2 separate regions of the Homo sapiens genome follow, and region 1 is linked to region 2. The links are chromatin loops, found by intact Hi-C in ENCODE. Cell type or tissue: PC-9. All regions are shown on one strand. Links, peaks and the distances in the headings refer to the core of each region. The heading gives the core; the rest is flanking DNA. Region 1 holds the start of NUMA1-AS1 (NUMA1 antisense RNA 1). Region 2 overlaps XNDC1N-ZNF705EP-ALG1L9P (XNDC1N-ZNF705EP-ALG1L9P readthrough).

What was found. Hi-C counts contacts between places; a loop is a spot of excess contacts. Peaks named below come from ENCODE experiments on the same cell type or tissue, not always from the same donor. Only the 100,000 strongest peaks of a DNase experiment are listed, where the experiment ranks them.
Region 1: a loop joins it to region 2, with 36 times the contacts of the local background. A loop is called at or near these places in 2 of 110 quality-filtered maps.

Annotation. Positions count from the first base shown.
Region 1 is chr11:72,005,038-72,020,216 of GRCh38, reverse strand. It overlaps NUMA1 (nuclear mitotic apparatus protein 1), which reads left to right. Exons shown (of 27, transcript NM_006185.4): 9 at 600-723; 10 at 1,237-1,394; 11 at 1,704-1,821; 12 at 1,917-2,034; 13 at 2,390-2,530; 14 at 3,687-3,809; 15 at 3,957-7,322; 16 at 7,775-7,816; 17 at 9,363-9,431; 18 at 10,830-10,949; 19 at 11,032-11,250; 20 at 11,372-11,529; 21 at 12,782-13,028; 22 at 13,954-14,182; 1 more. It overlaps NUMA1-AS1 (NUMA1 antisense RNA 1), which reads right to left and starts at 5,926. Exons shown (of 4, transcript NR_104178.2): 1 at 3,330-5,926; 2 at 1,923-2,858; 3 at 1,208-1,322. It also overlaps a transcript of IL18BP not described here. RefSeq lists enhancers at 1,169-2,368, 4,525-5,272. In PC-9, for the core only: CTCF peaks have their summits at 4,186 and 4,385 (motif pointing right); no DNase peak of the experiment used is centred there.
Region 2 is chr11:71,793,891-71,809,069 of GRCh38, reverse strand. It overlaps XNDC1N-ZNF705EP-ALG1L9P (XNDC1N-ZNF705EP-ALG1L9P readthrough), which reads left to right. Exons shown (of 11, transcript NR_172895.1): 11 at 1,414-4,089. It also overlaps the pseudogene FAM86C1P and the pseudogene ALG1L9P. Among named protein-coding and RNA genes, the nearest start is that of DEFB108B, 32 kb to the left of the region's middle. In PC-9, for the core only: CTCF peaks have their summits at 8,312 and 8,511 (motif pointing left); a DNase peak (open chromatin) is centred at 8,539.

The DNA of each region.
Region 1 (15,179 bases), core at 2,857-10,856, 210 kb before region 2:
TGGGCAGAGCCAAGAGGCCCCATCAGATCTCTGGGAGCTTAGAGGGTGGGTAGAGGAGGGAGGAGCAGATGAGGAGACTTAAGAATGGGTGATTAGAGGTAGGAGAGTCCTACAAAAGGGGTCACGGAAACCACGGAAAGAGAAGGGTTTTGAGGAGGAGGGCATTTTGGAGGTGCAAGGCTTCAGGGGGGATGAATTCCAAATGGTGGCCAATGGCTCTGATAGGAAAGGTTGTTGGGGGCTGCAAGGAGATCCTGCTCAGGGCTCCCCAAGCCGTCTCTGCAGTGTGGACTCGAGGAAAAAGCTTGAGCACTTGGTGCAGTTTCTGAGCCAGAGGACACCGTCACTCCACTGTGCTCTGAGTAATGATGCTCTGTAGAAATGGAAGCCCTGCACTTCATTTTGGTTAGAGACACGGAACTCTGGATAACCCAGGCACCAGGTTTCAGGTTCTGCCCAGTGCCTTCCTTGGTAGTTTACATATAAGTATCCATGGATATACTCCCACTAAGGCGAGTTCTCAAATTGCATAAAGGTGCAAATCTTTACACCTTCTTACTAACCTTTGTTGATTTATTTTGTCTATTTCTTACCCCCAGCTCCTGTGCCTTCTACCTGTTCTAGCACATTCCCTGAAGAGCTCTCCCCACCTAGCCACCAGGCCAAGAGGGAGATTCGCTTCCTAGAGCTACAGAAGGTTGCCTCCTCTTCCAGTGGGAACAAGTATGTTCTGGGCCTCTCCTCCTGGGATAGGGCCTCAGCATCCATCCATTCCTCACATTCCTAACTTCTAGAGTTAAGATGTTAACCAGCCTCTGGGAGTGCTTAGAGTATCCGGTAGATCTGGGATCTCCTCACCTCACCCAGTATTAACTGGGGGAAGTGGTTGGGATTTGTCATGTGCAGAAGGCCTCCCTCAAAAGCTGTTCCCTGTTTATGGAATACCCTTCTTCCTCGGAGACTACAATGAAGTCTCTTCTCTTAGCACATCTCTGCAGAGCCAAGGAGAATATATCACTTTTTTTTTTTCTGACAAAGAAATTAAGGCAGTGAGAAGAAAAGTTTTCCCAAGATCATGTCATGAGGCTTGAGGTAGCACTGCAAACAACCCAGGTGCACAGGCCTCCCAGCTGCTAGTGCGCACTTCCATAGACCCCGCTCCCTTACTGCTGCCTGTTGCTGATTGCTTCAGATCTTAGGCGCTTACCAATGCATATGGGCCTTCTCCCTCCTCAGCTTTCTCTCAGGTTCTCCAGCTTCTCCCATGGGTGATATCCTGCAGACCCCACAGTTCCAGATGAGACGGCTGAAGAAGCAGCTTGCTGATGAGAGAAGTAATAGGGATGAGCTGGAGCTGGAGCTAGCTGAGAACCGCAAGCTCCTCACCGAGAAGGGTAGGTGGCTGGCACACTGGCAGATGTGTGAATAGACTTGCCGGAAGGATGTCCCCTGGCCTCCCATGTTGTCCCCTCTGCTGGCCCCTGGAGCTGAGAGCTCAGCCCTGGGCCTGTGGTCAGGCTGACCTCCTGGAAGCTAGGTTCTGTCTTTGTCCCCATCTTCTCTTTCCCTTAGATTGGATACCATATTCCTCCTCTTCCCTATGCCGTCTCCTCCCTTCCCCTTGTGCACATAGTTCTGTGCACATAGTTCCGCTCATGCACATAGTTCTGATTCTCCTCTCCTCCTCCCTCCACTCTGGGCAGATGCACAGATAGCCATGATGCAGCAGCGCATTGACCGCCTAGCCCTGCTGAATGAGAAGCAGGCGGCCAGCCCACTGGAGCCCAAGGAGCTTGAGGAGCTGCGTGACAAGAATGAGAGGTACAGCTCTCCCTGCATTCCTTCCCAGGCCCCAGCCCCTCCCCTCACCCAGCCAGGAACCCATACTCTCTTCTCACTGCTTCCCTCCCTCGCAGCCTTACCATGCGGCTGCATGAAACCCTGAAGCAGTGCCAGGACCTGAAGACAGAGAAGAGCCAGATGGATCGCAAAATCAACCAGCTTTCGGAGGAGAATGGAGACCTTTCCTTTAAGGTGGGTGTTAAGGTGGTGTGTGCATGGAGGCCCCTCAGGGCTGAGGTGGTCTGGAAGGCTCCCCAAGAGAGGGTTGAGAAGAATGTCCCAGCACCTGTCTTATGCTTCAGTCTCTCCAGAGACCTGCATATTTTGCCCCTTTCCTTATCCCATAATTGGCGGCTTCCCGGGTACTGGGCTGTGACCCTAAATGTTGATTTGTAGTTCTGAATTAGAGGTGTGATGGCTGTGATTGGTTTGTAGAGGGTTGGCAGGATAATTGGAGGCATCCAGCCCCTGGGGTTCTGGGAGCAGACAGCAGTGGTGGGGTCAGCGTTGACTCTGGGTGATGGGGATTCTCACTTGCCCGTCTCAGCTGCGGGAGTTTGCCAGTCATCTGCAGCAGCTACAGGATGCCCTCAATGAGCTGACGGAGGAGCACAGCAAGGCCACTCAGGAGTGGCTAGAGAAGCAGGCCCAGCTGGAGAAGGAGCTCAGCGCAGCCCTGCAGGACAAGGTAACCCTCTGCTGGGGTCACAGCCACAGTCTTGACCACATGTGCAAAGCTGAGTCCAGTTTACCACTGTGCTCTTCTGGGCCTTTGGGTATTAAGTTGCTTTCTCTTCAAGGTTCAATAGTGTGCTGTAATTGAAAGATTGTGGGCTTCAGTCTAGTACACCTTTTTTTTTTAACTTATTTTTTTTTTCCCCAGTCAATGCCCTCACTTTATAGTACACCTTTCAATCCTATCTCTGCTGTTCACAAGATGTGGATCTTGGACAAGTTAATCAGTCTGTTTTTCTAAGCATCCTTTCCCTAAAATGGGAGTAGTAACGAGTAGCTGCCTCATCACCTATTATGAGAAAACGTATGTAAAGCACTTCACACATCGTGTAGTGTAAAGTAAGCTCTCAGTGAACCAGTTGTGATTGTTACTATTGGTAAGAACCCAATTTGGCCACTTACTAATAACCATGTAGCCCTTGATCAAGGCACTTAGCATCTGCTTCAGGTTCTTGCTCTGTAAGAGGAATGGTAGTAGCTGCCTCCCACATAAGCTGGGTGTGGTGATGCATGCCTGTAGTCCCAGCTACTCGGGAGGCTGAGACAGAAGAAGCTCTCGAATCTGGGAGGTGGAGGTTGCAGTAAGCCAAGATCTCGCCACTGCACTCCAGCCTAGGCGATAGAGCGAGACTCTGTCTCAAAAAAAAAAAAAAAAAAAAAAAAATTAGGGATGAACCCAGCATAGCCTATTGTAGGTGCTTAGTGAACAGTGGTGAAGAAGTGGGTTTGGGACTGGGGGTTGCTGCAGCTGCTGCCAGTGGTATTGCTGCCCAGAGGATGGTGGGCAGCTGGTGGTGATTTGGATAATCTAGGACTCAAGACTTATCTGAGGAAGGGTATACGGTAAGGAAATTTGAAGTAAACTCAGCAGCCTTGGGGAAGTAGTAAGCAGGTTACATTATGACTTTATTGTGCCTTAGAACTAGGTCTAGAGAATCAGGTCCCTCATGCTCCCAGTTCCATGGTTTCTGCTTTTTTCTAGGCCAGGGCAAAAGGAGATCTTGGTAACAAGATGATGGGCCCCATGTTTGCTGATGTTTATGAGGGCTTGTGTGGTAATCTGGTGCCTGTTCCCCCTCTCTGTTCACATGGGTCTCATTTACTCCCAGAAATGCCTTGAAGAGAAGAACGAAATCCTTCAGGGAAAACTTTCACAGCTGGAAGAACACTTGTCCCAGCTGCAGGATAACCCACCCCAGGAGAAGGGCGAGGTGCTGGGTGATGTCTTGCAGGTAGGAATGCACAGAAAGACCTGTGTGCTGCTGGTTGGTGTGGACTCACATTCAGTACATTTGGGTTCCTGGTGTTCCTCCATTTCCAGAGGAGTCTTGATGACTGAGGAGTCATGCTGATCCCAGTTTGTCTCTTTATACCACCAGCTGGAAACCTTGAAGCAAGAGGCAGCCACTCTTGCTGCAAACAACACACAGCTCCAAGCCAGGGTAGAGATGCTGGAGACTGAGCGAGGCCAGCAGGAAGCCAAGCTGCTTGCTGAGCGGGGCCACTTCGAAGAAGAAAAGCAGCAGCTGTCTAGCCTGATCACTGACCTGCAGAGCTCCATCTCCAACCTCAGCCAGGCCAAGGAAGAGCTGGAGCAGGCCTCCCAGGCTCATGGGGCCCGGTTGACTGCCCAGGTGGCCTCTCTGACCTCTGAGCTCACCACACTCAATGCCACCATCCAGCAACAGGATCAAGAACTGGCTGGCCTGAAGCAGCAGGCCAAAGAGAAGCAGGCCCAGCTAGCACAGACCCTCCAACAGCAAGAACAGGCCTCCCAGGGCCTCCGCCACCAGGTGGAGCAGCTAAGCAGTAGCCTGAAGCAGAAGGAGCAGCAGTTGAAGGAGGTAGCGGAGAAGCAGGAGGCAACTAGGCAGGACCATGCCCAGCAACTGGCCACTGCTGCAGAGGAGCGAGAGGCCTCCTTAAGGGAGCGGGATGCGGCTCTCAAGCAGCTGGAGGCACTGGAGAAGGAGAAGGCTGCCAAGCTGGAGATTCTGCAGCAGCAACTTCAGGTGGCTAATGAAGCCCGGGACAGTGCCCAGACCTCAGTGACACAGGCCCAGCGGGAGAAGGCAGAGCTGAGCCGGAAGGTGGAGGAACTCCAGGCCTGTGTTGAGACAGCCCGCCAGGAACAGCATGAGGCCCAGGCCCAGGTTGCAGAGCTAGAGTTGCAGCTGCGGTCTGAGCAGCAAAAAGCAACTGAGAAAGAAAGGGTGGCCCAGGAGAAGGACCAGCTCCAGGAGCAGCTCCAGGCCCTCAAAGAGTCCTTGAAGGTCACCAAGGGCAGCCTTGAAGAGGAGAAGCGCAGGGCTGCAGATGCCCTGGAAGAGCAGCAGCGTTGTATCTCTGAGCTGAAGGCAGAGACCCGAAGCCTGGTGGAGCAGCATAAGCGGGAACGAAAGGAGCTGGAAGAAGAGAGGGCTGGGCGCAAGGGGCTGGAGGCTCGATTACAGCAGCTTGGGGAGGCCCATCAGGCTGAGACTGAAGTCCTGCGGCGGGAGCTGGCAGAGGCCATGGCTGCCCAGCACACAGCTGAGAGTGAGTGTGAGCAGCTCGTCAAAGAAGTAGCTGCCTGGCGTGAGCGGTATGAGGATAGCCAGCAAGAGGAGGCACAGTATGGCGCCATGTTCCAGGAACAGCTGATGACTTTGAAGGAGGAATGTGAGAAGGCCCGCCAGGAGCTGCAGGAGGCAAAGGAGAAGGTGGCAGGCATAGAATCCCACAGCGAGCTCCAGATAAGCCGGCAGCAGAACGAACTAGCTGAGCTCCATGCCAACCTGGCCAGAGCACTCCAGCAGGTCCAAGAGAAGGAAGTCAGGGCCCAGAAGCTTGCAGATGACCTCTCCACTCTGCAGGAAAAGATGGCTGCCACCAGCAAAGAGGTGGCCCGCTTGGAGACCTTGGTGCGCAAGGCAGGTGAGCAGCAGGAAACAGCCTCCCGGGAGTTAGTCAAGGAGCCTGCGAGGGCAGGAGACAGACAGCCCGAGTGGCTGGAAGAGCAACAGGGACGCCAGTTCTGCAGCACACAGGCAGCGCTGCAGGCTATGGAGCGGGAGGCAGAGCAGATGGGCAATGAGCTGGAACGGCTGCGGGCCGCGCTGATGGAGAGCCAGGGGCAGCAGCAGGAGGAGCGTGGGCAGCAGGAAAGGGAGGTGGCGCGGCTGACCCAGGAGCGGGGCCGTGCCCAGGCTGACCTTGCCCTGGAGAAGGCGGCCAGAGCAGAGCTTGAGATGCGGCTGCAGAACGCCCTCAACGAGCAGCGTGTGGAGTTCGCTACCCTGCAAGAGGCACTGGCTCATGCCCTGACGGAAAAGGAAGGCAAGGACCAGGAGTTGGCCAAGCTTCGTGGTCTGGAGGCAGCCCAGATAAAAGAGCTGGAGGAACTTCGGCAAACCGTGAAGCAACTGAAGGAACAGCTGGCTAAGAAAGAAAAGGAGCACGCATCTGGCTCAGGAGCCCAATCTGAGGCTGCTGGCAGGACAGAGCCAACAGGCCCCAAGCTGGAGGCACTGCGGGCAGAGGTGAGCAAGCTGGAACAGCAATGCCAGAAGCAGCAGGAGCAGGCTGACAGCCTGGAACGCAGCCTCGAGGCTGAGCGGGCCTCCCGGGCTGAGCGGGACAGTGCTCTGGAGACTCTGCAGGGCCAGTTAGAGGAGAAGGCCCAGGAGCTAGGGCACAGTCAGAGTGCCTTAGCCTCGGCCCAACGGGAGTTGGCTGCCTTCCGCACCAAGGTACAAGACCACAGCAAGGCTGAAGATGAGTGGAAGGCCCAGGTGGCCCGGGGCCGGCAAGAGGCTGAGAGGAAAAATAGCCTCATCAGCAGCTTGGAGGAGGAGGTGTCCATCCTGAATCGCCAGGTCCTGGAGAAGGAGGGGGAGAGCAAGGAGTTGAAGCGGCTGGTGATGGCCGAGTCAGAGAAGAGCCAGAAGCTGGAGGAGAGGCTGCGCCTGCTGCAGGCAGAGACAGCCAGCAACAGTGCCAGAGCTGCAGAACGCAGCTCTGCTCTGCGGGAGGAGGTGCAGAGCCTCCGGGAGGAGGCTGAGAAACAGCGGGTGGCTTCAGAGAACCTGCGGCAGGAGCTGACCTCACAGGCTGAGCGTGCGGAGGAGCTGGGCCAAGAATTGAAGGCGTGGCAGGAGAAGTTCTTCCAGAAAGAGCAGGCCCTCTCCACCCTGCAGCTCGAGCACACCAGCACACAGGCCCTGGTGAGTGAGCTGCTGCCAGCTAAGCACCTCTGCCAGCAGCTGCAGGCCGAGCAGGCCGCTGCCGAGAAACGCCACCGTGAGGAGCTGGAGCAGAGCAAGCAGGCCGCTGGGGGACTGCGGGCAGAGCTGCTGCGGGCCCAGCGGGAGCTTGGGGAGCTGATTCCTCTGCGGCAGAAGGTGGCAGAGCAGGAGCGAACAGCTCAGCAGCTGCGGGCAGAGAAGGCCAGCTATGCAGAGCAGCTGAGCATGCTGAAGAAGGCGCATGGCCTGCTGGCAGAGGAGAACCGGGGGCTGGGTGAGCGGGCCAACCTTGGCCGGCAGTTTCTGGAAGTGGAGTTGGACCAGGCCCGGGAGAAGTATGTCCAAGAGTTGGCAGCCGTACGTGCTGATGCTGAGACCCGTCTGGCTGAGGTGCAGCGAGAAGCACAGAGCACTGCCCGGGAGCTGGAGGTGATGACTGCCAAGTATGAGGGTGCCAAGGTCAAGGTCCTGGAGGAGAGGCAGCGGTTCCAGGAAGAGAGGCAGAAACTCACTGCCCAGGTAAGGTACTCAGCCCAACCACCCTCCCAAAGATCAGGAGCTGAGAGCGCGGGGACATCGATCCTCTGTGTCCAGGGCCTCTAGCTCCTACACTGGAGTGTCTTGCCTTTCCTCATTCACTGGGTGGCAGAAAAGGAGAGGTGGCTGGTGGAGTTCAAGTCTGTTGCCCCTGTCATCCTAAAGAAAATGTCAGTGGCCTCCCCTCCCCTGAAGGCTCTGTCACTAGAGAGTCAAGTTGTGATGACCACCAGCCTGTTCAGAGGCACACCTGCACTGGATGCCTCAGGAGCCACTGGGGATTAGAATCAGCCTAACTGGCATTTTTAAACTTACTGTCAATCTAGCTCCTTAGGGGAAAGTATCAGAGCCTCAGTGAGGTCAGCCTGGCAGCAGGGCTGGTGCTTCTTTGGCCTCATCTCACTCTGTCTCTGTTGCTCCTCCCCCATGTACAGGTGGAGCAGCTAGAGGTATTTCAGAGAGAGCAAACTAAGCAGGTAATGCCTGAGGTCCTCGCTAAATGCTGGCTGCTTAAACGGTGACCAGTCTTGGTGCATGAGCCCGGCTGCAGCTTGCCTCCGCCAGCTCCTGTTGTGAACTGTTTGTGAAGGGGGCAGGGTCAAGCCATGGAATCCAGGCCCAGGCTGCCCAGGAGTGTGGTGTGCTGGGCTCTCTCAGGCCTCATCCCACCCATCCCAGGTCGGCCTCTCCACCCTTCTGCACCTTCTCTCATTTGCCTATCAGGGACAAGGGGTAGCACTGGCTTCATCTTTCCCACCCTGAACCAATGACAGACACAATCCTTGGGATTCGAGAACTTCCCAAGTACTGTGTCTAGTTAAGGATACCCGACTAAGAGGAACAGCAGAATTACCGTGTCGGCCTTGTTTAACATGGTGTCCCTTTTTCCCAGAGTACAGCTTTATGGAAGCCTTGAAGGTGATATGCGAGGCAGCCCCCACAGGTTAGGGAGGATTGTGGGCTTAGGACACTTGCCCATCACTTTCTGGGGCTCTAACCCCGAGCACAGCATAGAGATGTCTGTAGCAGGAAGACCGAGGGTGAAGGAGCAGGAGGGGTCTATACCAGATGGGGGCGGGGGAGTGGGGGTCACATGGTCTGGCTGCCTCTTTCTCATGGGAATCATCTCTGTGTTGCCTGAGACATCGAGGCTATAGAGCTGGTGTTTCTGAGACATCGAGGCTATAGAGCACCCTTTCTCCATCACTCTCCTACCCAGCCACCCCAGGGCTGCTGAAAAATTGGGCCCTCCTCTAAGGAGCCTGTGATAGTGGGGGACAATCAAAGTGAATAGCAAACAGTTAGCAATGGAGCCCTTGCCTCTCCCCTGTGCTGCCTGGTCATGCTTGAACTCCCAGAATGCTTGGAGCAGCCAAGGGTGCATGGGGCTGTTATGTTCTCTCTTTTCCCCTACTCCCTGTGCTCTTCCTCTTTGTAGGAGTGGGGTGGGCTTTGGAGTACATGTGCTGCCCCTGCTCTTGTCTTCCAGCAATCTGTTCCCCAATGCTAACCACAGCAGCCATGCTGCTAGCACCAGCCCTAACGGCCTGTGGATGTTGGGAAGAGGTCTGAGCATCTGTGGGCTTGGGCTTTGGCAGTTTCTGGGAGGGAGGCATGGGAATTCATTGAGTATGTCTACTAGAATTACAGACTAGGTCCTGGGAAGGTTGCGGCTGCAGAGTGTGGCGGCAGCAAGGTGGTGGTGAGGTGTCGGCTCCCCAGAGTCAATTCTCCTGATTTTGGAGGTGACGGGGGTTGGGCAGGCCTCTGTCTCTGCAGGCTCAGGGTAGACGCAAGAACAGTTGGCCCTGGCAACATCTATGTGTTAGGTTGCCTCATTCAGGCCCTGCCAAGCAGCCTGGGCAGCAGGCTGTTCCGTAATTGGAGGCCAGAGAAAGGGCCTGAGTTTATTCTAGGAACACTGGGGATCCTGGTCTGGGAAACCCCATGATGGGTGGACATCCAGGATGAACATCCAGGGGAAGTCCTCCTGAGTCTTCTGTCCTCCTCTTCCCTCCCCAGGTGGAAGAACTGAGTAAGAAACTGGCTGACTCTGACCAAGCCAGCAAGGTGCAGCAGCAGAAGCTGAAGGTGGGGCAGCTGGGGGAATGGGTCTGGCCTCTGGACAAGGGAGGGAAGCTATTCTCTAAGCTCTGGGGCCGTGGGGGGTGTCGGGGCAGAAGAGGGGCACCCTGCATTCCAGGTAGCCCTCCTAGGAAGCCTGTGGCTTAGAAGCCCCTGCATGTGTCTTCTGGGAGCTCTCGAGAGACAACCAGGGTGGTTCCCATCTCTCAACTGTCACTGTCCACTTCAGCAGCTACTAGTCACGTGTGGTTATTGAAATTTATTAAAGTAAATCCAGTTCTTCAATCACACTAGCTACACTGTGCCCCTGTTCAGTAGCTACATGTGGTTAGTGGCTGCTGTATTGGACAGCGCAGATACAGAACATTCCACCATTGCATAAAGTTCTTTTGGACAATGTAAGTCTAGATAGTCTGGGCAGGGAAAGAACGAGAGTGTCACCAGTGTTGAATATTACAGTGCAGTTTAATAACATTCTTAATGCTTTCAACTGTGTCACCTTCTTTGGTTTAATACTTGCTTTTTGCAGTTCTAGGCTTCACAGCCTTCAGTCAGGGGCAAAGGAATTGGGCACCAGTGGCATTGGGACTCACTAAAGCCCTGGTGGCTCCTAGGAGTTGTTGGGAGCTCAGAGCTTCATTTCTCCTGCTCACCTTCATACCATGGTGCCACAGCATGTCTTGATTGCAATAAACAAATGTTTATTCTACTCCTTGTGGGGCCTGTCCTATGTTAGGAGAGGCAAAGGGGGGATGCTTCTATCTACAGCAAAGCACTTGTTGGCCTTGCAGATGGACAGAGAATCAGGCCCTGCTCTTAAGGAGTTATGGTCTGGACAGGAGGCAGTGTGGGCATCATAAATAAGCCCCCATGGGCTTTTGGAGTTAGGTGGACCAAATCTTACTCTGCCATTTAGTCACTGTTACTCTGGTCAATTTGCTTAAATCTCTGAACTCAGTTTCCTCCTCTGAAAAGAGGGTGAAGTGACTTCTCAGAGTGGCTTTGAGGAGAAACAAGTTCCCCTGTCCTAAGAGAGCTCACATGCCAAGTGCCTTAGAGTAAGGCTCTGCACCTGGGTGTTCCCTGAGGATTGGTTCCCTTCCTCCTACGGGAGATTGTGCATGCAAAGAGGGTGTGACACTTTGTGTCTGGTCTCAAAGAAGGCAAAGATAGGGCAGGAGCTGGTCAGGGAAAGGCCACTACGGATGTGGACTGAAGGGCATGTGGGCTTCAGGTTTAGTAGACTGTAGTCGGGCAGAGAGTATTTGGGGTGGTGTGGTTTTCTTCCGCTTCCTAAGAAAGTGCAGGAGTCTGAAGCACCTGTGGAGCCCCAGTGGCTGGTGCAGATAAGCGGACTTGGGTAGAGCGGCCAGACCAGCTTTCCTGAGTGGCCTTTCTTCTCAGGCTGTCCAGGCTCAGGGAGGCGAGAGCCAGCAGGAGGCCCAGCGCCTCCAGGCCCAGCTGAATGAACTGCAAGCCCAGTTGAGCCAGAAGGAGCAGGCAGCTGAGCACTATAAGCTGCAGGTAAGGAGCCCAGCCCCAGCCCATGCCACCTTCCTCCTGCCCTTCAACCTCTACCCCACCCACCCACCCTCTCTGCCCACAGATGGAGAAAGCCAAAACACATTATGATGCCAAGAAGCAGCAGAACCAAGAGCTGCAGGAGCAGCTGCGGAGCCTGGAGCAGCTGCAGAAGGAAAACAAAGAGCTGCGAGCTGAAGCTGAACGGCTGGGCCATGAGCTACAGCAGGCTGGGCTGAAGACCAAGGAGGCTGAACAGACCTGCCGCCACCTTACTGCCCAGGTGCGCAGCCTGGAGGCACAGGTAAGAATTTGGCTGGCAGACTCACCTCACTCCTATTCCACTGGACCCCTGTGCCCTCTCCTCCTAGGCCACTGCTGCCTTAGGCTTTTCTTCACTCTCCCCCTGGCCCTCTCCTTCTCAGGTTGCCCATGCAGACCAGCAGCTTCGAGACCTGGGCAAATTCCAGGTGGCAACTGATGCTTTAAAGAGCCGTGAGCCCCAGGCTAAGCCCCAGCTGGACTTGAGTATTGACAGCCTGGATCTGAGCTGCGAGGAGGGGACCCCACTCAGTATCACCAGGTCAGGAGGCAGCCTTCCTCCCTATGTCTGTTTATGGAGTGCCTGCTGTTTATCAGGCTGTATCCTAGTGAGATAAATAAGATGTGATCTAAATTTATTCTTAGAGAAGAATAACGAAAAACGGGTATTATACCAGATATCTATTTAGGGCACAGTTGGAATAAAAAGCAAGTGGTCAAGAAAGGCTTCGTGGAAGCTATCGCTCCTGCTGAGTCTTGAAAGCATCCATAGGTGTGTGTGCCAGGTTGACGAGAAGAGCAGTGTGAACAGAGGCTGTGAAAGAGCCTGACTAAGCTGAGATGTGAGGCCAGGAAGGCCCATTGGAGACCGACTATTAAGACTTGATCCTAAAGGCATTGAGGAAACCTTGGTGGCTGTAATTGAAAGGTTTAGGAGAAAAAAAAAGGAACCTTGGAAGAATTTGAAACTGAAGAGTACATGGTTAATTTGCATCTTAAAAAGATTATTCTAATAGCTAGTATAGAAGTTAAGACTGGAAAAATGTTTTTATTAAACACTTACATTTACTTATTTTGTGCTAGACATAAAGCACTCATGACAATTATACCTGATTTGTCCCCCAACAACCCTCTGAGGTAGGTTTATTCTGTCTCCTTTAACAGATGAATCTGGGGCATAGAGGGGCAGTCACTTGCCCAAGGTTCCCCAGTGGTAGAGCTGGGGTTTGACCCTGGGCAGCCTGGCCTGAGTTCTTGGCTTGTCACCACTCATCTTCCTCTGTCAGTGCCATGATGAGTCTAGGTGAGAGGAGATGAAGCAGACCAGGGAAAGGACATGAGCATGGAGTGGGGTGTGGTTAGGAGCTGTTCAGGAAGCTTGGTGATTGGGCTCGCCAAGCAGGACGACATTGGATTATGCCCACGTTCATGGCTTGGGGGCCTGAGTGGGGGGCGTTCCTATTCACTGAAATGGGAGATGCAGGAGGAAGAACAGAGAAGTGGGCTTAGATTGGGACGTGTTTGCTGTGAAGCAGCCATGGGCATCTGGTGGGGATGGGACATCTGGGTCTGGGCATTGCCACTATGAGGAGCTATTAGGAGAAGCCAGGGGAGTGGACTGAAAGGAAGGCCCAGGTCAAGTGCTTTCCTTGGTACCTCTGAAAAATCAGAGAGATGGGCTGCTTGACCTCATCTGCTTGTAGTAAGGATGGGAAATGGTCACTTTCAAAAAGGGCTGGACAAAATGCCTTCTAGCGTGAAGGACTGTACCTCAGCAGGTTTCCTTTCCATAGCAAGCTGCCTCGTACCCAGCCAGACGGCACCAGCGTCCCTGGAGAACCAGCCTCACCTATCTCCCAGCGCCTGCCCCCCAAGGTAGAATCCCTGGAGAGTCTCTACTTCACTCCCATCCCTGCTCGGAGTCAGGCCCCCCTGGAGAGCAGCCTGGACTCCCTGGGAGACGTCTTCCTGGACTCGGGTCGTAAGACCCGCTCCGCTCGTCGGCGCACCACGCAGATCATCAACATCACCATGACCAAGGTCAGGCTGCTGGGACAGGGGCTGCAGGGCAGCAATTCCCACTTCCTCTCAAGGGCATCTTTGCACTGGGCACTCAGTCAGGAGCAGGGAGGGATGAGCAGCCAGTCCATGTTACAGTGGGAAAGCTGAGAGGTCTTAAAAAGGGCAGTGACTTGGTTAAGGGCACTTCTGAAGAAAAAGGCAGGGCTAGGATTAGATCCCTGCCTCCTGACTAAGGCTAGCATTCTCTCCATGCGTAGCACTGAGCCTGTGCAGGGTGAAGGGAGAGAACGTGGCGAAGCTGCAGCCCATCCTGTGCCTCCCAGCATGCCCCATGCAGCTGAGAGGCATTGTTGCTGCCCAGTGGACTGCCTGACAGGCTACAGGCCCTTGCCTTTGTTTCCACATCTTGAAGGGGAGGTTTGGGAGGAGGGGAGAGGGGCCCCTGGTACAGCAGGGGGGACCTGTGTGTTTAGGGTGCCCCCTGCTACCAAGAAGTTGGGGAAGTTCTGGAACATGGTAAGGGCCCTGGAAGTTTGGACTGAGGGACAGCAGAGGCTGTGGGATGAGCCTGACTAGTCAGGAGACATGGGGCCTAGCCCCAGCTCTGATACTTCCTAGCAGTGTGATTTGGGGCTAGTCACTTTATTTCTTTGCACTTCATCTCCAAAATGGGCCGATAAACACTCTGCATTCCCTACCTCAAAGCATTATGAATAGACTCCATGAAAAAAATGCGTAGAAGAGTCTTGACAACATCAGCACCACCTTGTGAGGGCTTCTGTCGACAAGGCCCATTTCTTGCAGACACACACTTTAAGGACCTTTGCAAAGCAGTTGGGAATACATGGATGTGCCGTGGGATCTGAGGGCTTCGGAAGGGAATGGGAAGCTTCTGTACAGTGCCAGGGACTGTACACTGCAACAGATTCACTCTGTCTTCCAGAAGCTAGATGTGGAAGAGCCAGACAGCGCCAACTCATCGTTCTACAGCACGCGGTCTGCTCCTGCTTCCCAGGCTAGCCTGCGAGCCACCTCCTCTACTCAGTCTCTAGCTCGCCTGGGTTCTCCCGATTATGGCAACTCAGCCCTGCTCAGCTTGCCTGGCTACCGCCCCACCACTCGCAGTTCTGCTCGTCGTTCCCAGGCCGGGGTGTCCAGTGGGGCCCCTCCAGGTGAGGGGACTACAGGGACTTACTATACCCCAAAATTAGACTGGAAGGTGGATCGTGGCACAGGGAAAAGAGGAAAGCTTTTTAAAAATCCAAGGCTGGCCTCCTTGCTACCATCCAGCTCCACCTGCCCCTCCTTCCTGCAGCCTCAGGGCCTTCCTTACCTGCCCATCTAGGGGCTGGCTGTGTTGGGGGCACTCTTAGCCAGAGTTAAGGGCCCGGGATTCCCAGCACAATTGTGACACTTAGCTGTGGGGAGTCCTCCATGCCCTTCTCAGGCGGTGATGGGCTGCTGGAAAGGCCAGGCTGGCCAGACTCTTCTTGGAAGCTCTTGTCCTTTGGGCACCAGGGAGCCCCTGGGAATTAATTCCCGGTCCTTAATTTGTTCCTCTGGGTGTTGGCCACCAAGCCTTGGCAGGTGAGTAAGATGTAGTAGCAGTCTCTGCGTGTGACCTCTTCTGCCCTCTCCAGGGAGAAGGTGGTGAGCAAGCCCCTAGGATAGAAATAGTCTGTGTGCCGTACTCCTGCACCTGCGGCACTGAATCAGACTGGTGTGCTGGGCTTCAAGTTTATGGGGTAGGTGGCAGCAAAGGCTGGCAAGATGCCAGGGCCAGGAGGTGACCTGCCGACTCCAGGCTCATTTGTTCCCACTTCCCTGCCTTCCACAGGAAGGAACAGCTTCTACATGGGCACTTGCCAGGATGAGCCTGAGCAGCTGGATGACTGGAACCGCATTGCAGAGCTGCAGCAGCGCAATCGAGTGTGCCCCCCACATCTGAAGACCTGCTATCCCCTGGAGTCCAGGGTGAGGCCTGGGGTCACTGTGCAGGGCCTCCCATCCCTGCCCTCCCTTGGAATCCCACCTGCTGATCTAGCCTGAGCACTAGGGCCCTGGATCACTGACTGGCCGAGGAGGGGGAGGGTGACCTTCTCATGTTTCCAGGTGGAACAGACAGCTGGGAGGGCACTCAGGGGTGAAGTCCCTTGGGGTAGGCAGGAG
Region 2 (15,179 bases), core at 3,678-11,677:
TGGGCTGGTGGGGATCAGAGACGTGTCTTCCTTGCAGGGAGCCAGGCCAAACCAGCCATCTGGTTGCACTACTGAAAGCTTTTGTGTGCCCAGTGGTGGGCAGGACACAAATCACAGTCCCTTCACCTCTGGCTGGTAGTTCTTGATGAGAGAGGTTTGCACACAAATGTTCATATTAGCCCATGGTCTCCTGCGGCTTGCTTTTCTTTCACCTGCTGTTTTTGATGTTTGCCATCATGGAACACATTTCATAGAGAAATTCTTTGACTCTGACTCCAAATTACACAAGGAGGACACAATTTGTGAAGTTTTCATATATTTAGGGGAAGCTCCACATTAATTTTTGTATCCTTATGTTTATATTGTCACCAGTATTAAAATTCATACTATTTAGGTCATTGAATTCATTATCATGATTATTAATTATTTTTCATTTATCATTTCTTTTTATTGATTAATTTTTGTGGCAGCTGTTATATAACAATCACTAGAGTTTCCCTATTCATGAAAGATGTCCAAGTTAATGGAGATAACTAGGAGTGTTACTTTACAGGTATGTAAATACAGATAATCGTGGCTGGACTGTGGCTATATTGTCTGGTGTCCCTTTGAGAGTGAAGCCTCTTGTATTATTCTAAGTGACCTCTGGAGAAAGCAACTGTCTCATAATTGCAGGGACGACTTGAGAAGGCATCCTGAGCCTATGCAGAAATGCAGAAACACTTCCATGATCTAAACAACCTATGTGAAGGCCTGAAAGCCAAAGCAAGATCCTCTTATTACAAAGCTGTCCGACAAAAAGTTTTCCAAGTAACACTGGAGGTCCATCAGTCACTCTTCCTGGTCTGGAAATGCCAGAAATGTCCTCCTTGGTCCTTCTGAGAGTCAAGATCTTTTCAAAATCACCTCAGGAGCCACAGAACCACTTCATCCTACCTGAAATTGCAGGATGACTTCTTTTGACCAGAATCTCAAAAATATATTCGTTGATAGTTTTGATTCCTGGGAGCCGCCATTGCTTGCAAAAGATGTGCCAGAGACTAGACATTTTCTGTCTCCTCACTTGTCTGGGGAAGACTGAAGTTTTACAGAAACACAGAGATGGGAATCTGACCCTCTGAGCAGCCTCAGGATTTTCTAAGTCTTCCAAGCAGAGTGGAAATACTGGTGAGGACCCATTGCACCCCCTGATGGTCTGGAATCACATAGGATGATGCTTTCAAACAACTGTAGGTGGAGATACATTTTCTGAGATATTCCAAGGAGGAGGGACACAACTGGACCAGATGTTAGAAGGACAGCTGAGCATTAAGTGCCTATGTAGTGTTTGCAGCTTAGTGTCCCATGCAGAAGGGGAATCTGGGCCCTGGTGTTAGAATTCAGTGTAATTCTGGGTTCCTGCTTTCCTTCCAGGAAATCCCACTTCCAACTGGATGTCTGGATGAACTACTGAAAGCTGCTGAGTGTCCTGCAGCAGGTGAGCTGTGGCCAGAGCCCAAGGATGAAGGGGGCTCCCTCACTCTGTTACTGTGAAGAGGAAGCCTGAGGTGTAGCAGGCCCAGGCCCCAGAAGTATGGAAAAAAATGAGGTAGGGAGGGAGGGGACCTCAGGAGAAGACTGAGGTCTACAGAATCCCAGGGTCAAGGGGATGGTGCAGTGTTCTGGCACTATCCTTGATGTTCCAAGAGGGGTGAGAATCCATCTCCTGAGTAAAAACTTCACATGGGGTGAGGAGGGGAGAAGAGAACAGAAAGGAAGCAGGGAAGGCCAAGACAGCCACCAGCCTTACAGCAATTTTAACCAGAAATGGACACAGACCCTGGACCCCATCACAGGAGTGCAGGCCTAGGACTGTCTCCAGGTGATGCATAGCTCCCTTGTCAGGTTAGTGGGTTCAGGGATTGTGACGTCTGCAGGGGTGTGGAAGGCTGGGCAATGGGAGCAGCTTACTGGGCTGGACCAGAAATACTGAACTTCTTTTCCATCAGTGAAATCCACTTCTGGGTCAGAAAAAACTGTGAGTTCTAGAGGGGCAGGGCCTAGGAGGAGGTCAGGTCCTGAGCCTTCCTGGTTTGACCCCCTCCCACCCCCTGTGTTTCTGGGTCTGTCCTCACTTCCACCCAGCGGATCCTGAGTCTCTTCCTTTGAGTCCCTGTGAGTGTGTTGTGTGCAGTGGGGCCGGGCTGCTTCATCCACTGCACGTTAAATGTTTCCAACACTTTCCGGCCAAAGCTTAGAGTTGTCAGACCACCGACTTTGAATGTTGACCTGGTTCCTTGTGGAACAGAGTAATAGCTATTGAAGTTTAAAGTCACTTTCCTGCGTGGATGGTGAAGAGGCAGGCTGTTCAGGCATAACTGCCCTCAGGCCTGGAGGGCTGTGGAGGTCACCGTTGGCGGTGGGTGGATCTGGAACCTCTGTGGCTCTAGACTTTCAACTATTTCATTTTTTCTTTTGTAGTTTTTGTTTGTTGCTTGCTTTTTTACAATGGGAACTAGAATGTAAGATGCCAAACTCAGCCTGTGGGGAACATGGATTTTCACAACAGCAACCACAGAGCGTGGTTTCCATTTCTATTCCCTGTTCATGTGGGAGGCAGAGAAGGAAATCAGGTGCTCAGTTCCAGGGACATCACAGGACTAGGACATGTGCAGTGAGGGTGGAAGGCAGAGGCATTGCTTTAGGAGAATAAAATTACTGCATGCACACACATATGTATGTATATGGATGTATGTACACAAACATGCATATTTATAGATTCTGTTCTCTCTCTCTATATACAATTTTCTTTATTTCACACTTGATATGATTTCTAAATTTAAATACCTTTGAGACAAACGTGAATTGTGATGGGATTTAAAAATGTCAGTGAAAAATGGAATTAACAATAAAAATATAAATATAAACTTTATTTCTCAATTTAAGCTCTACTGAGGTCCAGACACTCCATTAAGCGATGATCCCAGCCATTCATTCCATTGCTAAAGAACTGAGGGTAATGGGAATTTAACCGTGTCAATGCAGTCTTCTATTATTAACTAAAGAAAAATGGGTGCCCTTTACAGTTATTTTAAGATTAGGGAAAAAATGTCAGAAGAAACCAAATCAGGACTGTAATGTTGATGCCTAATAATTTCCCATGAAAACTCTTGCAAAATTACCCATGTTTGATGAGAGGAAGGAACAGAAGTGTTGTTGTGGTGCAGAGGGACTCTCTAGTGAAGCTTTACAGGGCGCTTTTCTGCAAAAGTATTTGCTAATTTTCTCTAAGAACTCTCCTAGTAAGCAGATGTTATGGTGCTTTGATCTTACAGAAAGTCAACCAGCAAAATGCCTTGAGCATCCCCAAAACCTCCATGGCTTTTGCTTTTGAGAAGTTTGCTTTTGCTTTGACTGGACCACTTCTACCTCTTGGTAGCCATTGCTTGAATTGTGCTTTGTCTTCAGGATCTTATTGATAAAGCCAGTTTCACTCCCTGTTATAATTCTTCAAAATAATGCTTCAGGATCTGATTCCGCTTGCTCAAAATAGTTACTAATAGCTCTGCTTTTGTCCACTGCTGATCTAGGCACAAGGGTATTTGGGACTCATCAAATGTAAAATTTCTCAACTTTCACGTTATAGTCAGTATTGTGTAAGCTGAACCAATTGAGATGCCTGTGGTGTTGGCTATAGTATCTCTTGCTAATTGTCAATCCTCCTCAATTAGGGCATAGAAACGATTTTTTTTCTCAAAAATTGGTATGGATGTCCCTCCTCTGTTGACTTCATCTTCAACATTGTATTATCTCTTCTTAGAATAAGGTATCCATTTGTAAATGACTGATTCTTCAGGTTATTTTTCCCGTACACTTTTCATAAAGAATAATTTATTTCACCATTTTTTGTACCCCAGCTTCACCGTAAATTTGATGTTTGTTCTTGCTTCAGGTTTGACAGAATTCATGTTGCTGCCATAGAGGGGCTCTTTTCAAACTGATGTCTTAAATCTTGTTCAGATATGTTAAAACAGGGCCAGGCACGGTGGCTTACGCCTGTAATCCCTGCATTTTGGAATTTTAGACAAAATAAAGTTTTTTAAAATTTTATTTTATTTCATTTTAAGTTCTGGGATACATGTGCAGGATGTGCAGGTTTGTTACATAGGTAAATGTGTGCCATGGTGGTTTGCTGTACCTATCAACCCATCACCTAGGTATTCAGCCCACATGCATTAGCTATTTATCCTGATGCACTCCCTCCCCACTCACCCCCAGACAGGCTCCAGTGTGTGTTGTTCCCCTCCCAGTCAGATGGGGCCTGACTGGAGCTGCCAAGGGGTGGAGCTTCTGGGAAAAGGATCCCTCCTAGGGGGGAGTGTCTTGAGCCTGGGGTCATGTGGCAGGGACAGAGACGGGTCCATGGCAGTGTGTGCTCTTCTCTGTGAAGGCAAAGGGCCTCTGAGGGAGTATTACAGTCGCCTCATCCACCAGAAGCATTTCCAGCACATCCAGGTCTGCACCCCTTGGCTGGAGGGCCGAGGACTACCCCCGCTTCTAGGTGAGAGGCCAGCAGGAGGCTCAGGGAGGAGGTGGGGCCTTAAGCAGGGGGAGCAGGGGTGGGCAGGATGTACTTTTTCTGAAAAGGTGGCTCTGGAGGCCACTTGGGGACAGGACCTGGGCTCTGGCTCAACTCCCGGGAGGAGGCCACTTCCTGGTCTGCCAGCCCCTCTTAGCCAGGTGGCCCCAGAGGCCCTTTACCAATGGGTTTGAGGAGGCCACGTCCTTTCATCCTGCCACGCCCTCCATTCAGTCCTCTTCCTTCCTGCAGGAGGGCTGGGCCTGGGGTTGAGGCCACTGTTGCCCAGGTGTGGGAGGACAGTGGCTTTGGGAGGTACAGGGACGATGTGTCAAACAGCATCGCCTCTCCCAGTGAGATGGTTCTTCTTTGTCTCCGTCTCTTTCCCCGTTGATTTCTCCAAGTTGGGAGTCGTGGCTTGGTCCTGATGCGTCTCTAGAGCCGCATCTTCCAGCTTCGAGTGAGCAGAGCACTTGGCGGCTGAGGGTCTTTTCCTGGCAGGATTCTCCAGCTAAAAGACAAGACTGTCTTTTAGACAGTCTTGCTCCGTTGCCTAGGCTGGAGTGCACGATCTCAGTTCATGCAACCTCCGCCTCCTGGGTTCAAGCGATTCTCCCACCTCAGCCTCCCAAGTAGATTACAGGATTATGGGAGCCCGCCACAACACCTGGCTTATTTTTGTATTTTTAGTAGAGACAGGGTTTCACCATGTTGGCCAGGCTGGTCTTGAACTCCTGACCTCAAGTGATCCTCTCGCCTTGGCCTCCCTAAGTGCTGGGATTCCAGGCCTGACCCATCATGCCTGGCCCCAGCTAGTCTTTAGAAATGTTAAGCTATTTGGCTTTATTTTCACACTGACAGCTGGTTTGTGGTGGGTGTGATGTGGTTTATTATTATTATTATTATTATTTTGAGACGGAGTTTCGCTCTTGTAGCCCAGGCTGGAGTGCAATGGCGCGATCTTGGCTCACTGCATCCTCTGCCTTCCCAGGTTCAAGCGATTTTCCTGCCTCAGCCTCTTGAGTAGCTGGGATTACAGGCACCTGCCATGACGCTTCGCTAATTTTGTATTTTTTTTTAGTAGAGATGCGGTTTCACCATGTTGGCCAGGCTGGTCTTGAACTCCTGACCTCAGGTGATCCACCCGCCTTGGCCTCCCAAAATGCTGGGATTACAGACAGGAGGTAAACCTGGGAGGTGGAGGTTGCAGGGAGCTGAGATTGTGCCACTGCACTCCAGCCTGGGTGACAGAGTGAGACTCTGTCTCAAAACAAAACAAAACAAAACAAAACAAAACAAAACAAAACAACGACAACAAAAAACAAATTGTGGTTATGTAGAAAATGTGTCAACTTACATTTTCAGATGTCCCAGCCAGGCCGTGTGGCTGCGTGGCCAGCTTAAGCCACTTGTGCTTGGGGATGTCGGGGGCCTTATCCAATTTTCACTCCCCTTGGGGGATGTTGTCTCACTCTGCTGGGAGGATTTTTGTTCCCAGGGCAGAGACCAGCGCTCTAACCCACCCCTCTTGCCTAGCAGGGTCGGTGGACCTGGGTGTCTGTCTGGACACATCCTCCAGTGGCCTGGACCTGCCCATGAAGGTGGTGGACATGTTCAGGAGCTGTTTGCCTGCGTGTGCTGTGAACTTCAAGTGGTAGGAGCAGAACCCGAATCTTTCTGGGGATAGCTTCACAGATCCACCGCTGAGGGGGAAGCAGTGTAGAGTGAGCTGCCCACAGTGAGGCCCTGCCCCTCGGTCAGTCCAGCACACACTGGAGGCCATGAGGAGGAGCCCTGCGGTTACTGTGGCTGGGCTGAGACTCACTGAAGTAGTCGCTTCCATTTAGAGCTCATGTTATATTTAGGTTGGTACAAAAGTAATCACGGTTTTTGCCATTAAAAATGCAATAACTTTTGCACCAGCCTAATGTGAAAAAAGAAAGCACCTTAAATACTAGAACTCCACTCAGGGCTTTTGCTCCTAGAGTAGAATTGGAGGGAATTGCCTGCAGGCTTACATGGTTTTCTTTGTTTTTCTCTCCCACCATGTCCTTTTTGGCCAAGCTCACATGGTGGGTTTGAATCAGTTAAATGAATGTCATGCTGTGGCCTCACTCCACCCAGCATAGACGGGTGTTTGGAAGGGTGGCGTTAGAGGAGATTCTAGAAGCAGTAGCCCCAGCACAAGTTGAGCCCTTGGCCCCTGCTCAGGAGCCGGCTCCTGGATGGGATTCAGGGGTGCGAGCCCCTCGTGTGAGCTGAGCTCAGGGAATGTCGGGATCAAATCTGGTGTCCTAGAAAAGTCATCTTTTATGTGCTGAACCAGTCCCCAGGGGGTTGCGTTTACTTGTTCCATGGCCATGGAATTAAGAAAAACATGCAAAAATAATTCTTCAGTACTTGAAGAGCATCCAGCACAGAAGGTACAAACCTTCCTTAAGGCTCCCTCCTCAAATCGGTTTGGCCATTTTGATGTGCACCCCCAGGCCTTTATACCCTTCAGATGCCAAATCTAAGAACCAGCTCCCAGAAACCACACATCCTGTTCCAACCCCCAGCCTGGCTTGAGCGTGGGTGGGTGGGAGACAAGCTGGACACCCCAGGGGTCTGGTGTCTTCTCCAGGCAGCTCTCAGGCTCCCTTGGTTCTCTCTGCAGCTTACATGAGCTGGTGAAACATGAAGAAAATGGCCTGGTCTTTGAGGACTCAGAGGAACTGGCAGCTCAGCTGCAGGTAGCCATGTCTGCCACCACGCCAGGGTGGGCAGGGTTCTGGAGACTGGCACCGAGCCACAATCCCTGATCCCTGCTTCCCACAGCCAGGGTTGTACCATGGGGGGTCTGGTGGAAAAGCTAGTGAGGGAGCAGAAGTCACAGAGGCTGGCCTACTCTGCTGTCCCATTTCAGTACAGTAGGCTCGGGAAAGTTAGGACACAACCCCACCTGCCCTCTGGATTTATGGAGCTGACACTCCACAAATGATGCTGGAGCCGGGTGGGCCAGGCTGCAGTTTAGGAAGTGATCAGGATCAGGTAGGTGCGTGGGCAAAGGGAACTTCTGGGACCAGCCTTGAAAGATGGGTGGAATTCTGCAAAGGTTACTTGTTTCTTATTGCAAAAAGTAATACATCATTCTTGTCAACAGAATGATTGGGAGGATTTTCAGTAAAGGTCCAGGTCAGAAGTCATTTAGACTGGGTTCCCCAGTCTCTGTCAGAACCATGGTACTCTGTTGTGGTGTGAGAGTAGCCACAGATCATCTGTAGATTAAGGGGTGTGGCTTTGTTCCAATAAAGCTTTATTTACAAACACAGGCTGTGGGCTGGATTTGGCCTGCAGGCTGTAGTTTGTGATCCTTGATTCAGACAGTTTAGCAAGGCTGAAAAGAACACCCACACCCCCTTGTTACCCACAGATGGGTGGGACTGTGTTGGCCAGAGGCTGAGAGGAGGGTGCTCACAGGGGAACGTACAGCATGTAGAGGCCGGAAGGTGCTCCAGCGCACCAAGTGTGGGAAAGTGGGACACACGGGGAAGTTTCCAGAAAGCATGATGTCAAGTTGGAGGCGGAGCGCTGCTGGGTTGTGAAGGGTCTCAAGTCCAAGTGAGGGAGTTAGGGACTTGGGAGGGGTTGTTGTTGGGTCGGGGACCTGGGTTCAGCCAGGTGGTGACCTGGGATGGGGTGGGGACAGGCAATGAAGTAAGCTCTGCTCTTTAGTATTTTGCAGATGCTTTTCTCAAACTTTCCTGATCCTGCAGGCAAGCTAAACCAGTTCTGGAAGAACCTGCGGGAGTCGCAGCAGCTCTGATGGGATGAGAGCTGGGTGCAGACTGTGCTCCCTTTGGTTATGGACACATAACTCCTGGGCCAGAGGCTAAAACCCCAGGGCCCCTGCTGTCCTTCCCGCAGCTTCTTCTTGGTGTCTCAGGGCAAACCCTTTCGAGCAGCGCCTCCCAGTGGCCGGAAGCTGAAATGAAGGCAGTGGTGCCACCTGGTGAATGACTCGGGAAGCTGTGGTTGGCCCTGATTTCTTCTTTGGAGTCTCTGAAACGCTTCCTGTCTTCTGTTCTTCACGCCCCATGCCCCTGCTAGCGTATTACTGTTCTGTGACTTCCCTGTGACCTCTGCAGTACTCCTTACCCTGCATTTGGTCTCCAGGTGTCACCTTTCTGCCATGTTCCTAACACTTTGATTCCTGTCTTGAAAAAAGCACCTGCTGCATCATAAACCCAGGGATGTGGCAGCTGCAGCCGGCTTGGCTTTTTGAGGAACCGAGTGTGTCCAGGGATGTGGCAGCTGCAGCGGGCTTGGCTTTGTGAGGAAACGAGTGTGTCCAGGGATGTGGCAGCTGCAGCGGGCTTGGCTTTGTGAGGAAACGAGTGTGTCCAGGGATGTGGCAGCTGCAGCGGGCTTGGCTTTGTGAGGAACCGAGTGTGTCCAGGGATGTGGCAGCTGCAGCGGGCTTGGCTTTGTGAGGAAACGAGTGTGTCCAGGGATGTGGCAGCTGCAGCGGGCTTGGCTTTGTGAGGAACCAAGTGTGTCCACGTTGGGGGAATGTCATACTTGATACACACGTTTTTATTTGCACAATGAAAATGCTATTTTTGGAGCCAGAATTTTCATGTCTGATTTATGGTGATTTTCTTAAGAACCAGAACTGCTGGCAGAAAGGGGGAACCCACATGCTTAGATAGCCGATGTCTTATTAGAGCGCAGTTTGTGGTTCCTGATTTGGAATTTAACATTCTCCAAACATTCCAGTCCAATGAAAGTTTTATCCGCTTTCCCATATAAAAATTCTTCCCACGAGAGTGACTTAATTCTCACAATCCCGTTGGAGTCATGTGTGAGTCCTACAGTGTGAGGTTCAGCTTTGCCATCTCCAAGTGCTCTCTGTAGGGAAACAGTTTCTGGTCATGATGAGCTTCCGCTTCCCATCTGATCCCAGTCCAGCCTGGAAACAGAGCACGTGTTTGAGGATGGCGGTGTTTGGGGACAGGACATGAGCGTATTGTGTGGGGCTGCTAGGACAGGCCTGGCGGGGTGGGGGGTGTCTAAGTCAGTATACTTTGTTCACAGGTTCCCAGGCCCACCCAGGTACCTAGAATTGGCCTCCAGGATGGGACCAGAAATCTGGTTTTGCATAGAAATGGCTAGCAGCAGGCACCATGCTGCTGTCCACTCTCTGCCTGTGTCTGCCCCAGCACTTGGCACAGCAGGACAGAAGCAGAGATCTGAACCCACATCTACCTGGCTGCTTAGTCAGTCCACTCTTCACAAAGCTTAGAAAGTGGCCGGGCACAGTGGCTCATGCCTGTAATCCCAACACTTTGGGAGGCCAACGCCGGCGGATCACTTGAGGTCAGGTGTTCGAGACCAGCCTGGCCAACGTGGTGGAACTCCATCTCTACAAAAATACAAAAATTAGCCAGGCACGATGGCGGGTGCCTGTAATCCCAGCTACTTGGGAGGCTGAGGCAGGAGAATTGCTTGAACCCAGGAGGCGGAGGTTGCAGTGAGCCGAGATTGTGCCACTGCACTCCAGCCTGAGTGACAGAGTGAGACTCTATCTCAAAACACACACACACACACACACACACACACACACACACACACACACACACACACAGAGCTTAGAAGGGGCTGGTGTTCTTATAAGCACAGATGTCTGAAGAGCCATTATCCAGAATGATTCTTTTTTTTTTTTTTTTGAGCTACGATCTTGTTCTTTCACCCAGGCTGGAGTGCAGTGGCACAGTCATTGCTCACCACAGCCTCGACTCCTGGGCTCTAGCAATCCTCCCACTTCCTGAGTAGCTGGGATGACAGGTGCATGCCACCATGCCAGTAATTTTTTTATTTTGTAGAGATGGGGTCCTGAACGCATGGCCTCAAGTGATGCTCCTGCCTTAGCCTCTTTTATTATTATTTTTTAGATGGAGTTTTACTCTGTTCCCCAGCTGGAGTGCAGTGGCGCAATCTCAGCTCACTGCAACGCCTCCCAGGTTCAAGTGATTCTCCTGCCTCAGCCTCCTGAGTAGCTGGGATTATAGGCGTGCACCACCACGCCTGGCTAATTTTTGGGTGTTTAGTAGAGATGGGGTTTCACCGTGTTGGCCAGGCTGGTCTTGAACTCTTGACCTCAGGTGATCTGCTCACCTCAGCTTCCCAAAGCCTCAGCCTCTTACAGTGTTGGGATTACAGGCATGAGACACTGTGACCCGGGATGATTTTCAATCACGGTTTTTTGTTACGAGTGGAAAATGCGTATTTATAAAAATGAAGTAGTATAGACATGAACATGTAGCAATCTCTATAATCCTGCCATCCAAGGATGGCACCTGTTAACGTGTATATCAACGATGTCCAATCTTTTGGCCTACATGCGCCACATTGGAAGAAGAAGAATCGCCTTGGGCCACACATAAAATACACTAATGCTAGCAATAGCTGATGAGCTAAAAGAAAAAAATCACAAAAAAATCTCATATTGTTTTAAGAAAGTTTACAGATTTGTGTAGGGCCACAGGTTGGACAAGCCTGCTATATATATGTTCTAGGTTTTCTCCTATAGGTATACTTATGTGAAAATGATTATTGTGATAATTTTTTTTTGAGATGAAGTCTTGCTATGTTGCTCAAGGTGGCCACAAACTCCTGGGCTTAAGCCATCCTCCCACCTCAGCCTCCTGAGTAGTTGGAATATAGGTACTCATAACCACGTGTGGGTGATTATTATTAGTTTTTAAACAAAAATGGGGCTGGGTGCAGTAGCTCACGCCCGTATTCCTAACACTTTGGGATGCTGAGGCAGCAGATCACTTGAGGTCAGGAGTTCAAGATCAGCCTGGCCAACATGGCGAAACCTCAACTCTAGAAACAATACAAAAATTAGCCAGGCGTGGTAGCACGCACCTGTAGTCCCAGCTACTCAGGAGGCTGAGATGAGAGGATAGCTTGAACCTGGGAGGTGGGAGGTTGCAGTGGGCCGAGATGGCACCACTGCACTCCAGCCTGGGCAATACAAGGCCAGACTCTGTCTCAAAAAAAAAAAAAAAGGTTGGTGGGGGCTTATACTATGTGTGCTGCTTGGCACTGTTTTTTTCACTTAAAAGATATGGCAGGTTTTTTTTCACGTAAGTATCTGAAGAAAGACTTCCTTTTTTTTTTTTTTTTTTTTTTTTTTTGCTTTTTTGCTTTTTTGAGACAGGGTCTTGCTCTGTTGCCCACGCTGGAGTGCAGTGGTGAGATCAGGGCTCACTGCAGCCTCCACCTCGTGGGCTCAAGCCATCCTCCCACCTCAGCTTCCCAAGTAGCTGGGACTACGGGCGTGTGCAACCACATCTGGCTAGTTTCTGTAAGTTTTGTGAAGATGGGGTCCCACTATGTGGCCCAGGTTGGTCTTGAACACCTGGGGTCAAGTAGTCCTCCTACCTTAGCCACCTAAAGTGCTGGGATGACAGGCCTGAGCCCCGCGCCCGGCCAGCCTCCTGTGTGAGGTTGTGCAGGACTCTGTCGTGGAACCCAGTATGTCTTCGTGTCCTGGCTTGTTTGTTGGCTCTGTAGTTAACGGGCTGCCCCACGTGGACAGGCACTGGCTTGTCCGTGTCTCTGTGTGCAGGCAGAGGCTGCTGCGGGTACATCTGTGCACATGGCTGCCAGGAGGGGCTGTGCTCAGGGGGAGCTGGGGCAAAGGCTGGTGGCAATGGGGGGCTTGGGTGTAGAGTGGAGGCACAAGAGCCAGGTGGCCGGGCAGCAGTCTGTGGGAGCTCGGGGGTTGCTTGTCCTCTGTGTGTCCTAGTGTCTTTGTCGGTGAGATGGGACAATGATATCACACTCTCACAGGTGCGGGGGCTGACAAATGTCAGGTCTGAGGACAGTGGCTGGCCCACTACGGGGCCAGTTCCCCTTCTCTATAGTCACCCTGCTCATCTTCCATTGACTGGGTGCTCAGGACAGTGGCGTGGTGGATCCGCCTGTACAGCCTGTGCTCCAGCGTCCTGCAGGCCACAGCTGTGTCCAAACCTGACCCCGACTGCCCCTCCTGCCACCTCTATTTTATAGATGAGGAAACCGAGGCCCAAGGGCTTAGGGAACCCTGCTCTGAAGCACACAGTAGGGCTGCTGGGCTCAGATCCTCCCTCCCTGTGCTGAGCTGCCCTCCTCCTGCCACAATCCCCCCACGACCCGAGCCCACCCTTCTCACCGGCCTCTGCCCTAGTTCCCCGCATGGTGTGGGAGTGTGGGGCATCCTAGCTTTTCCCCGGCCCCCAGTTCTTTCACTTCCACTGGAGTCCTGTAGGGACAGCTTGGGGACCATGCAGGCCCGGGTGGGCGTGGGGGCTCACATAGCTCGGTGGTGAACAGCTGGCACATCTCTGGGTTGCAGACGGTAAGGGCCATGTAGAATTGAGGAGCCCGCTGGTGCTCCCGGCAGGCAGCCAGCCTCCGCAGGACCCCGACCAGCGACACGATGGCTTCTGGGCAATACAGCACGTCTACGGTGAAAGCTTCAGGTTACTGAAAGGGACCAGCGGACAGTTCCAGGTCATGCTGACCTCAGCAGAAGGGCGAGGCCAGAGAGGCAGCGGTCATATGAGACTAGTAGATGCCATTTGATCATTTGGGCCATTAGATGGAAAGGCAATTACTTGGGTGAAAAAGGAGAACCCTTAATAGAGAAAGCTGCAAAAGACTGAAGCAAAAGAAAAAAATCTCCAGACTCACTGGTGTTCCTTAAAAAACGTGCTCTGGTTCTCGGCCTATCTAGAGGGCTGTGAATGACACAAAGCCTGACCCTGCGATGAACTTCGTGTTTCAGGTGTCTGCGGATTTGTCTGCTGGCTTGCAGGGGTGGGCCTGTGTCCCTGGCCACTGCTGGACCTGTGATTTTCAGGGCTGGGACCCAGGACCACAGGCAGAGCTCTGTTCGACCAGAGAGGAGACTGAGCGTGCTGGCAGGGGTGAGGGGTTTTCCGTGGCCCAGCCAAACACCACCTTCTCTCAAGGGCCCTGTCCTTATCCCAGAAGTGGTTGTTTTCCTCCTGTGGTCTCTGAAACACACAGGCATGGCTCTGGGACAGAGCCATGTGGTGACGACTGTAACGGGAGTATGCCTGTCTCCAACAAGAGGGCTGTGGCTTGAAGGTCAGCTTAAGAGGCACCCCTGTCCTTTGATGTCACCCTGGAGGCCCAGAGTAACTCTTCTGGAAGCCCCATCATGTCCATGCCCAACAGCATCCATTGTTCCCTTTTCCCAGAGCCAAGAGCTGGTTAGAGCTGCAAGGACACCGCCTGCACAGGATGCCCGGGGCTGGGCATTACCTGCTGCAATGACAACATCTGGCTGGATGGCAGAGAGCTGACAGACCGTCGCGACGTCCCAGTCCAGCTGGGCCACTGTCACCCTGGGGCTGTCTAAGTTGGCAGTGATATCTGCACCTAATGAGAGGCCATTGAGAAGGACATTCCCTCAGAGCTGCTAGAGGACCCAGCTGTGACAGTCCCTGAAGATGTATGCCCGGGGGTGGCACATCTTGCAGATGGCCAGGCCTGTGAGGCCAGCACCACTGCCAAGCTCTAGGACAGTCCTGGTGGGAGGAAAGGGGGTCATGTCTGCGACTGCACCAGGGTAAGCCTGCCTCGGTGCCCTGCCCTGTGCCCTGAGGTCACCTATCAGTGAAGGCTGCTGGGTTCTCGATGGCCCATTCTGCAAGGTAGAGGGCGGCATCCCATGTGACCAGGACTGTGATGCCGTGGGAGATGATGGCTGTGCTCTTGGAGAGTGTGACTGAGCCTCCCGAGGGCAGCACCAAGAGAAGGCGAGAGAGTCAGTCCAGCGATCAGAAGGCAAGTGGCTTAGAAGACAAGCAGCCATCCACCACATGGCTGAATAAACCATGACAGGACAAATCGCCACTCAGCAATGAGAAGCAGCTAACTGTTGACATGCCAACAGCTTGCACAGGCCTCAAGGGTGTCACGTGGCATGAAAGACACTCATCTCAGGCCACACAGGATTCCATTCATTGAACATTCCTGAGACAATGGAATTCTGGCGATGGAGCACAGGTCAGTTGTGGCCAGGGGCCGGGTGTGGCTATGAAGGGGTGGCTGCCTTGTGATGATTCAATATGCTATGTTTTTCCTTTGTGGTTTTCTGTATCTATGTTTTATCTTATTTTTTTTGAGCTCTGTTCCCCAGGCTGGAGTCAGTGGCACAATCTTGGCTCACTGCAACCTCTGCCTCCTGGGTTCAAGCAATTCTCCTGCCTCAGCTGCCCAAGTAGGTGCGACTACAGGCATGTGTCACCATGTCTGGCTAATTTTTCTACTTCTTTTTGACAGTTTCACTCTCGTTGCCCAGGTGGGAGTGCAATAGCGCGATCTTGGCTCACTACAACCTCCACCTCCTGGGTTCAAGAGATTCTCCTGCCTCATCCTCCTGAGTAGCTGGGATTACAGGCGCCCACTACCACACCAAGCTAATTTTTGTATTTTTAGTAAAGGCAGAGTTTCACCATGTTGGCCAGGCTGGTCTCAAACTCCTGATCTCAGGTGATCCACCCGCCTCAGCCTCCCAAAGTGCTGGGATTACAGGCATGAGCCACCACGCCCGGCCTAA